Linked DNA regions of Mus musculus: regions 1, 3 and 4 are each linked to region 2. Evidence: chromatin loops called from intact Hi-C (ENCODE). Cell type or tissue: left cerebral cortex. All regions are shown on one strand. Region 1 has its middle 6.2 kb from the start of Smim12. Region 2 holds the start of Zmym6 (zinc finger, MYM-type 6). Region 3 overlaps Dlgap3 (DLG associated protein 3). Region 4 holds the start of Dlgap3 (DLG associated protein 3).

The links. Hi-C counts contacts between places; a loop is a spot of excess contacts. Peaks named below come from ENCODE experiments on the same cell type or tissue, not always from the same donor. Only the 100,000 strongest peaks of a DNase experiment are listed, where the experiment ranks them.
Region 1: it touches region 2 in a loop (4-fold over the local background); 19 of 42 quality-filtered maps call a loop at or near these places.
Region 3: a loop joins it to region 2, with 2.5 times the contacts of the local background. A loop is called at or near these places in 5 of 42 quality-filtered maps.
Region 4: it touches region 2 in a loop (4-fold over the local background); 5 of 42 quality-filtered maps call a loop at or near these places.

The regions. Positions count from the first base shown.
Region 1 is chr4:127,248,754-127,251,253 of GRCm38, forward strand. No RefSeq gene overlaps it. Among named protein-coding and RNA genes, the nearest start is that of Smim12, 6.2 kb to the left of the region's middle. In left cerebral cortex, a CTCF peak has its summit at 1,424 (motif pointing right); a DNase peak (open chromatin) is centred at 1,398.
Region 2 is chr4:127,076,024-127,078,523 of GRCm38, forward strand. Zmym6 (zinc finger, MYM-type 6) reads left to right here and starts at 1,360. Exons shown (of 14, transcript NM_001285885.1): 1 at 1,360-2,500. The coding sequence starts at 2,434. In left cerebral cortex, no CTCF peak of the experiment used is centred here; DNase peaks (open chromatin) are centred at 1,059 and 1,335; H3K4me3 peaks cover 1,650 bases; H3K27ac peaks cover 891 bases.
Region 3 is chr4:127,172,676-127,175,175 of GRCm38, forward strand. The region is part of intron 1 of Dlgap3 (DLG associated protein 3); the gene reads left to right. Among named protein-coding and RNA genes, the nearest start is that of Dlgap3, 4.7 kb to the left of the region's middle. In left cerebral cortex, a CTCF peak has its summit at 980; DNase peaks (open chromatin) are centred at 142, 592, 726, 957 and 2 more places; H3K4me3 peaks cover 2,500 bases; H3K27ac peaks cover 2,500 bases.
Region 4 is chr4:127,167,342-127,169,841 of GRCm38, forward strand. Dlgap3 (DLG associated protein 3) reads left to right here and starts at 1,863. Exons shown (of 12, transcript NM_198618.5): 1 at 1,863-2,024. In left cerebral cortex, CTCF peaks have their summits at 1,266 and 2,094; DNase peaks (open chromatin) are centred at 425, 1,027, 1,230, 1,828 and 1 more place; H3K4me3 peaks cover 2,123 bases; H3K27ac peaks cover 2,130 bases.

The sequences.
Region 1 (2,500 bases), 170 kb after region 2:
GGCGTGCGCCACCACGCCCGGCTCCAGACTGTGTTTCTAATACCTTTTATGTTTTACATCCATTGGTGTTTTGCCTGTATGTCTGTGTGAGGATGCTGTGTCCTGGAGCTGGAGTTACAGGTGTGAGCTGCCATGTGGTTGCTGGGAATTGAACCTGGGTCCTCTGGAAGAGTAGTCAGTGCTCTTAACCCCGGAGCCATCTCTCTAACCCCTCTAGCACTTCAAACAAATCTATCTATCTATCTATCTATCTATCTATCTATCTATCTATCTATCTATCTATCTATTTTGTGTGTGTGTGTGTGTGCGCGTGCGCGCATCTGTCTGCACCTTAGTGCACATGTGGAACACAGAAGACAACATTTGAGAATTGGTTCTTTGCTACTATGTGGATCCCAGGGACCAAAGTCAGGTCTTCAAGGTTGGCAAGCAGGTACCTTTACCTGCTGTAACATTTTTCAAGCCCTCTTCATTGTTTTTGTTTGTTTGTATTAATATTTGCTTGTGTGTGTGTTAGCATGTGCTGGTGCCCCCCACTGAAGCCAGAAAAGGTGTCAGTTCCCCTGGGGTTAGAGTCACAGGTGATTGTGAGCCGCTCCATTCTGGGTGCTGAGAGCTGAACTCATGTTCTCTGGAGGAGAGGAGCCTTAACCGCTGAGCCATCTCTCCAGTCCCTTTCATCGCTTTCTTTAATGGCTGCACAATTAGGTACCTACCCATCAAGTGAAGCTCTAGCAAAGGCTGATTCTCGAGTGTCCCTATGAGTTTAAATACTGCAGTGACTGTCTTATGTGTGGTTTCCTCTGCATTCCAGAGTCAGTGGGAAGAACAGCAAATTACCTTAGATGAAGTATGTCTCCATGCATAATACCAAATCTTTCCAAAAGGACTGTAGTGTGTGTTAGCCTAACTCGGCCTATTGCTGGGGAGGCTGTATGGGGAGTGACAGCAGAAGGCAAGAAGAAGCAGGTGGCTGACCCAGTGAGCAGAGAAAGCATGAATCTGCCCTCAATGAGGAAGGTGCCTCTCCTGCTTATCTCAGGAGCTGTCTCCCCAGAGGTCTGATGGATGACTTCAGGTGGAGAAGCCAGCAATGGGGTGGGTGTCCTGGGAAGAGGGCAGGTGGTGACCTGAAAGAGGAAATCCAGTTAGTAGCATCCTCTCTGTGCCTAAGGGAGTTGCTGAGCTGAGTCATCGTTGCTTTAACAGATCTTGGGGGTGGGGGTGGGGGTGGGGAGTGATAGGAGCAACTTTGTGCCACCTAAGTAAAGATGAAAAGATTGCTGATTCTGAAAGCATCATCTAAGCTGAGCTTTGGCAAGCCTCAGCTAGGCTAGTGGTGTGCTTCATTAATAGCCCGGTGGTGCCACTCTGTGGCCGTTCTAAGTACTACCAGGCCTGTGACTGCTCCACTGGACTAAACTTGAGTCAACGTTGATGCCTGCAGGGGGCAGTCAGGTGCCAAGTGAGCGAGTGGGCTAGCCAGGCTGGAAAGTAGAAACTACAGATCTGGCAAAAGGGGCCAGTAAAGACTCACTTTCCCATTTGTTTAGCTCACTCAGAGGTACCAGGTTTTCTATATCTTCTCCCTTAGAGATGCTAGAAACAGAATGAAGTTTTTCTTATTATTTCTGTTTATAGAATCTGTTTTCTAAATATTGATAACTCATTAAAGAAAAGCTAAGGCTAGACATTTAGTTCAGTAGGTAGAGAGAGTTAACTACCCATCATGAAGCTCTGGGTTCTGTCTTCAGCACCATATAAGCCAGGTGTGTGTGCCGTGGGCTTGCCTGTGACCTAAGCGCTTGGGAGGTAGAGGCAGATCAGAATTTCAGGGTCAGGCTAGTGAGATTGCTCAGTGGGTGATCTGGTGGCTTGTACAATTTGGTGGCCTGAAGTCAATCCCAGGAATACCCCAAAAAGGTTGATGGAGAGAACAAACTCCACCAAGATGTCCTCTAGCCGTCATCTGGGTTGCTCTGTGGCAGGTACATGCGGCATGCACACCACATACAAACAGTAACACATACATTACACAGTTCACACCACATACACAAATATATATGCAAATAGTAACATATATTAAACAGTTCATGGCCACTGTTGGCACAGCAAGGTCAAGGCCTGGGATATAAGAGATGCTGTTTCAGAACAACAAAAACAACCAAGAATTAAACGTAAGGGCCAGCAAGATGATTCAGTGGGAAAAGACACTTGCCACTAAGCCTGATAACCTGCCCTTGATCCTTGAATCCCACATGATAGAGGGTGGGAACCAACTTGCACAAGTTGTCCTCCGATTTGCACACGTAGGATGTGGCAAGTGTGTGTATATACACATGCAAGAAATAAGAATGTTATTAAAATATAAAATCAACCTTGCCAATTTTCAACCTCTCAAAATGCCCCTTTAGGGAGCACGTGTTCCAAAATGTTCCAGTCATCACCACAAAGGAAAACGTTCCCTCCCTGATTCGATAAAAGGGGGATACCCTTTGAC
Region 2 (2,500 bases):
ATAACGCTTTGATATTTAGTCCATTTTCTTCAGGGATATGGGACATGAGATGACACCCATGCTGCAGAAGATAAGCCCATGCACATGCAGACATCACTAAGTGGACCAAGTGGGTTTGAAAAGGCAGAGTGAATGGCAGGGGACAGGGGAAGGGATTTGATCAAAGCACATATGCATGCATAAAATTATCAAATAATAGAAAACAAAAACATACATTTTAAATAGAAACTATGTGTACTGTCTCTAATATTTGATTATAATTTATAATACCATGTATGGGTAGATTTCCTCTGGTGTTTTCACACAATTTTGTTTTGGTTGACCCTTCTCCTCAAATCAGAATCCTCCTGTTCCCATGCCCTTTAGTATCTTTCGTGCTCAGCCTTCTCTCATTTTAGATCTTTGCCCCTTAAGTGCTGGAGTCCAGCTCCAGTGGGGTTCAGGTTCACATGTGATGATTAATCTTATTAAATTGATGGGATTTAGAATCAACTTGGGGACAGGTATCTGAGTTTGTCTGTGAGGGATTTTCTTGGTTTATTGAGCTATGAGACTTTGTCCTGACTATAGGCCAAAAAAGAGAAAGATGGTTGAGCGCTAGTCATCTTTCTCCTATGTTCCTCAACTGTGATGCACATTAAAAAATGGAGAAGGGCATATACAGCTCCATCTAACACTTCTGAGCTTTGACATTCCTCCATTTCTCCTTCCAGCTTTTTCTTTTCTTTTTTTAAAGATTTTATTTATTTTATGTATATGAGTACACTGTAGCTGTCTTTAGACACACCAGATGAGGGTATTGGATTCCATTACAGATGGTTGTGAGCCACCATGTGGTTGCTGGGAATTGAACTCAGGACCTCTGGAAGAGCAGTCAGTGCTCTTAACCACTGGGCCAACTCTACAGCCCTCCAGTTTTTTTTTTCCACAGCCCTGTCTCTTTAAGAAGTCAATCATATCGGAAGTGAGAATGCTGGGACGGCTAGGTCTAGGGCATGATGGGAATAGAGGGCGGGAATGAAGGCCGGGAACGTCCAATTACCTCAGGTCTAGCGCATAAATAGGAGTGCGCACGCGCAGTTGTCAAGGCGTTGCGTTGCCATTCCTCAGGCGATTCCAGTAAAGTAATTTGTCATGGTCCCCACCTGAGACCTTGAATGCTTTTGTGCATTCTCCGACTGGCGTCTCATTGGAGGCGGGTGTCCTACCGGGCTAGAGAAAGCCGCTCAGGCCTGTGGGCTTGTGAGGGGGCAACGTACCACGTGCCCAAACGGGGCGTGGCCCTCCACGTGACTAGGCGCCGCAGGAAGTTCTGGGTAACCTCACGTGACAGGACCGTCCCCTTCTGGCGGGGGCGGAGTGGCAGCTCATCACGTGACCGGCGGCGGGCTGCGCCGCGGTGGTGCCGTAGCATCCTCAGGCTCGCTGCAGTTGGCGGCTCGCGCGCTCCGTTGGAGACTGAGTTCCTCCTCTGGCCTTTGGGGGACAGGCTGGGGAATTCTGGTTGCGAACGGGAACGCCGGAGAGCTTGCGACATTCAGAGGAGGGATACGCGCCTGTAGAGTGTTACAACTGTGGCAAGTGGTGGAAAGTTCTCGACCCGGCTTCGCAACAGGGTTTTAAAAAACCTGTTGTTTCTATGGCTGGCTGGAATTGATGACAGGCCTTTTGCGAGGGTTTCCTTTATAGCTTGGCTTACATTTGTACTACCGTTTGGGAATCTGAAGAGAGCCCAGACAGGGGTTTCTAGCAGCCATTCTCAACCCTCACAGGGTCGCATATCAAATATTTACATTACAATTCGCAATTAGCAAAATTACAGTTATGACGGAGCCACGAAATAATTTTATAGTTGGGGGTCGCCACATTAACCGAGTTTATGAATGTTGAGAATCACTGGTTTATAGGAAGACGTTAGGGGGAGTTGCCTCCAGAATGACCAGTTGGCCCACCTCTAAATGGGAACCTAGCGTTCTAGTTGTGATGACGTCTGAGGCTCTGAAGTGGCTTTAGGATGAGAAATCGGTTCTTATTGTTAGTGCAGGCTGAGGTAGAGGCAAAGGTGAGGCCTCACTTGGAGCAGACATGAGTCACATGTCAGTGTCCACACAATCAGAAATTAAGTACTGAGTCCAGCTGTCCACTTGCTAGGGTCCTCCTGTGGCGTGTTCAGCCAGTCTGTATCGCAACAACCTCCAATATAGTGAAGACCATAGTGCTTGTCTAAGACTTTTCTCATTGGAAGGTAGCTAATCCAGGAGCAAAAAGAACAGTTAGTCCTAGTCCCAGAAGGGTGTTGCTCAAATGCTCGATCCTGAAGCTATTAACATGTTAGTATGAAGGAAAACAAAACCCAAGTACCAATCCTTTATATTATGTTTTAGGCGTCATCTTAGTTTTAGATGGGATAAGAACTCGGCATAAGCACTTAGAATGAAAGAACCTTTGGATGGTGGATGTGACAAAGCAATGGCACAACAAGGGCTTCTGGACAGAATTA
Region 3 (2,500 bases), 97 kb after region 2:
AACTTGTGCATGCTAGCTGACATGTTCATGTGCACATATACCGCAGCCCACAGGCAAACACACTCCAGGCATCCGAGCACACTTGTGTATGAATACTGCCTCTCCCATCTGCACATAAGGCACCCAAGAAATCTGGGTTTGTGGGGGTGTCCAGGTATGTGGGTGGGGATCTGATCTTTTTCTGATGCAGCTTCAAAGTATCTTGTTAACAAAGGGACAGAATGGGCCCAGGGTTCTTCTTCCTTCCAGTCCAGAGCTCAGTATGGGAGTGGGCTGGGGGTGGTGATACAGGGAATCCAAGCTCTCAGCTTTCCAAGTCTTCTGCCTCCGTGCCCTTTGAGCTCAGGTAGCCCCTGCCCCCCTCCCCCTGCTCTCTGTTCTTTCTCATCCTCTCCTCTTCCTGTGTGTAAATATTAAAAAGCTGAGCCTGCAGGGCTGATGTAGACATGGGGAGAGAATGAAATTAAAAAGGATTCCCTCGCCCCCATCCCAACACCCCCGCCCTGCAGTCCCCCGCTCCTGTTTCTTCCCCTCTCTTTTCCCCTCACTCAGTAGTTCCACATGCCTCTCCTCCCCCCAGTCCAGATGGGAGCTGGCTCCTTCAGAAAGGGGGTTCAGGACAGGGTGTGGGGAGCTACCTCTTCCTTCCTCCTCCCAGCACATCTGCCTACAGGGCTGAGAGCCCCCACGTGAGTATTTATTTTATTTTGGGGTGGTGGTTAAGAAGGAGAATGCTTTTTTGAACCAGCTGTGAGTGGTATTGAGAGGCTCAAGACTGAAAGGAGGTGGGTGGGGTCCTCTCTCTAGCTTCTCCCGGTCTGGATTTCTTCTCTCTTTTGAGACCTTCAGGGAAGGGAGGGATGTGAGGTGTGACAGGGGACTGGAGCAAAGGTGGGAGTTTTATGGTCAGAGCGGTTTCCTTGGGTAAAGCTTCTTTCTTGCTGTCTGCGCTTTGGAACCCCCCCGCCCCCCCTGCAGGGTGGCTGTGGGAACTGTCCCCAGTGCTGAATGAGCCTCAGCAGAGAAGCGCTCCTTTGGAGCTGTCCCGGGTACTGAAAGGGTTTTGAGCCGTTGACGGAAAGGTGCCTGGGCAGTAGTACTGAGGGTTCACTAGAAAAATTCTCCCAAGTGACCCACTTTCCAAGGGCAGAGTCCCTGGATAGAATTATAAATTCTGAGGTCATTCTTATGAATTCAGGCCTCACAGTTGTTAGTGGCATTTGGTAAAAGGACTTTCTTTTCCCTGTTTGAGTTCGCCTTCCTCTTGCCAAAACCTGTTAGTGTGGGGCTAGGAAGGGGCAATGCAATCGTGGCCGTGAGCTTTATTCTTCTGAGATCATACTAGTACAACAAACTTATGGACCCTGGGTGAGAACATAAGTTTCCCTTTGGGTCCCAGAAGTTCAGACTCAAGACATTCCGAGTTTGAGTCTGACAGGGTAGACTATAGTGGATGGTGCTCAAGAAAATTGATTGGCCACTTGGTGCCAACCTGCTAAACCATAACTTTAGATTTGAGAAGAGGAACCCTAAAATATTCTGAAAGTCTGCTGTGCTCTGCCCATCCCCAGCCCTGGCTCAATGCATCATTTGGGAGAGACTTTTGTTGGGGAGGAAGATTTCTCAGCAAAGGATTCAAGGAGTGGGTGGGGTTGTTCAGTGCCATGGAGAAGAGAAGGAGGAGGCTACTGGAGACAGGGCAGCAGGGAAAAGGAAGATCTGGGGGAGTAAAAAAAATCCAAATGGAAGGAGGAGTTCTGGATTCCGACGCTCAGTTTCTCTGGATAGCTTTTCCCCTACTGACCTGCGGTCAGGGTCATGTGAAATATCTGGGTTCTTCTGCTTTGCTTTTGTAACCACGGAGGGAATAGAGCAAGGAGTTATATTTCTCCAGGTCCCGTTCCTTGTCATCCCAGGGGGATGAGAGCCAAATGTCAGGACATGCAGATGAGACAGTGTGTGGGGGAAACAACAGGCAGGAGGGGTTGATGGCAGCTCACCTCCCATCCCCAAGAGCACAATCAAATATTCAAATGGGATCCTTCTGAGTGGGAGGGGCAGGGAACGGTTTCCAGAGGACTCTGGGCAGCCATTGGGTGTGGCAGGAAATTCAAGATGTGAGAGAGATTTCCAGAGGTCTCAAACTGAACCAGTCTCCTTCCCTCCCCTCATAGGACTCCGGGTTAATGAGGGGCCCTTCACCCATCATGTTTTTGATGTAACACAAGATGATTCCCTCTTCTTGAGCTGCTTGAGAGGAGCTGATTTTCGTATGCTTGTGGGTGCTGGGAGGTGGTGGGTGTGGGTGTGGGTGCCTGTTTGGGGAGGGGAGGTGTTTGTGCTCCACTCGGCTCCCTTGGTTACATAACAGCTTTGATAAGGCTCTGGAGCTGCTGCTACTGCCTGAAGCAGTCACCCCTCCACCCCCTCATGGAAGGCTTGGTGTCCACCCCCTTCTCCCTGGCCCCTTAGAGAGTCCTGCTATTCATGATCCAGTGTT
Region 4 (2,500 bases), 91 kb after region 2:
AGAATTAGTTATTGTCTCCTTCTACTGTGTGGGCTTGGGGGATGTAACGCAGTCATCAGGTTTGTCACCAGGCATCCTTACCTGCTGAGCCACCTCACCAGCCCTTAGGTTCTCAATGTGAAAACATAGCTCTTTGGTAATGGCAAAGAAGAAAAAGCTGTATACTAAATGTCCGTGTTCATTGTAAAATGCCTTCCGGTTTACAGAATACGTCTTAGAACTGACAGAGCATGGCGGTACCTTTTAGCATTCTACATGATGACTGTTCTTATGCTCCATGGGAAATGAGACATTTCTCTCAGTTCTACAAAGTGTTCCTGAACCAACTTTCTATCTTACTTTCTCTGACATCTGCTCTTGGCTGAATAAATGCTGGTCTGGGAATTGTCTGCAGCCTCACTACATGATTGAAGGGACGATTGAAGTGGTCTCGTGGGCGGTAAGATAGTTGGCTAGTCTGTTCATCTCACTAGACTGCTTGGTTTCCCGCGGGGGAAGGGTCCTCTAGGTCCCTTTTTGTCATTTATGTAATGTGGCACCTTAAAAGGTCCCTCTAGGGAATGGGTGTGGGCTTGGCTCCAGGTTCTAGCTCCTTAGGACCCACGAATTCTACTTACCGTGCCTCAGTTTGCCCGGTTACTCAAGGAGGAGAGACAGTGACACCAAAGAAATACAGAGAAATAGGAGTCATTGTTGGGGACCCTGACTCAGAACATCTCCCAAGGTCTGTCCCTAGGGTGGTGGACTGTCTCAAGGCTCCAAAGCCCACACCTCACCACCTTAAGTTTTCAATACCAGACAAGGTAGAGGATGTAGCTCGCCTTCTACCACAACTTGGAGCGCCCGCGTGCCCTCAACACCCGCCGGGAAAGTCAGAATTCAGAACCGGCCCCTCCCCCATCTCCTCAGCCCCTCCTCCTGCGGCTTCCCCACGCGGCCCCCTCCCCCCCATTACAGCATTGCTCTGGGCGCCAAGACGGATTCCAGCCAGGGACTGCTGCAGTCAGCTCTCAGCGCTTCTGCAGCTTGTGTCCTGGCTCTGCAGCTTCGCGCTGTGCTTCGGACAGTCCCCTTTCCCCCCTCTACCCCACCCCCGCCATGGCACAGCCCCTGGCTCGGGGCCCAGAGGTGGGCGGGCACAGTGGGCACGGGTGGGGCCCCCAGCTAAGACGGCAGGTATAGCGGGGTTATCCCTGCACACTGGGGATTGCCTCCGCTGGCGGACTGTGGGTGAGGGACGCCTGTCAAAGACTCGGAGGCCAGGCACAGCGCCCCGCCCTGGCAGGGGTGGGGCAGAAGGGACTAGTGCGGAGAAGGGGGACTCCTAGAGCCCAGGCCAAGAGCTGGGGTCGGGTTTACAGACCCGGGAAACTAAGGACAGGAGCCTAAGAGGACGTGCCTGCGAGGGGGAGGCTGTGTGTGACATTCAGGGTGTGACTGCCTCGGTGAGGCAGCCGTGTGTCTCCCCCAGCTGCCCGCGCTCTGGGCTTGGGTCCCGGTGCCCAGGTCTGCTGTGCGCGGTCGTGACACCGAATGTGCTGGTTCCTGGGTCTTCGGTACACACCGACCCGGGGGACCACATTCGCACCCCCGAGCTGGGCCTCCCCGGCGCTGTCGCTCAGAGACGCGGGCGCTCCTCCGGGACCGCGGCGGCTGCCCGCCGGCTGCGACCTCGGTCCTCGCGGGGCCGCTGCGGGGGCGGGGAGCGCGGGCCCCCTCCCTGTCGCGGGCTCCTGGCTCGGCCGCCCTGCGCGGGGGCGGGGGCGGGGGCGGAGCGCGCGGGCGGGATCCCCCCGCCTCCCCGTCCTGGTCCCCGGGAAATCCAGCCTCCGTGGCTTGGCCGCCTCCGGCTCCCGCGCCCGCGGCCGCTCAGCACTCGCTCGGGGCTCCGCAGCTGGCGCGGCCCCTCCGCCGGGGGCTCCGCAGTGTCGGGTCCGGGAGCCCGCACTCGCTCCCGCAGCCGCAGCGCCCCCGGCCCGGGCCGCCGGCACCATGTAACCCCGGCTGGAGCCCGACCGGGCCAGGTAAGCAACCGGGAGGGGTGGGGATCGGGCCGCGCTTGCCGCGCCCTCTGCAGCGCCCCCCAGGCTCAGCCCCGCTGCAGCCCCGGCGCCGCCCACGCCCGGGGCTCCAGCGGCCTGGACTCCGGCCCCGAGATGGGGGGGAGGGGCTGGGCCTCTGCGGCCGCCCCCGGCCTCACCCTGGGCCTGGAGGCCGGCGTGACTGACCCCGGGGACGGGTTGGGGACCACGCGCTCCGCAGACGCGCTGTCCCGGCTGGGGCCGCGGGAGGCCAGCCAGCGCCCGCCCAGCCCTTGCCCGGCTGGAATGGAAGCTTGGGTCTGGGAGGGAGTAGCCTGCTGGCTGTGGGGGGAAGTCGTGGTGTTGGGGAGATCCGGAAAGAAGTTTCCTCTGCAGGTGTGTGAGCGTGCATGTGATGAGGGTGTCACCGTGTGGGTCTGTGGGTGAGTGAGTGTAATGCAGTGAGCGTTCAGGGTGTT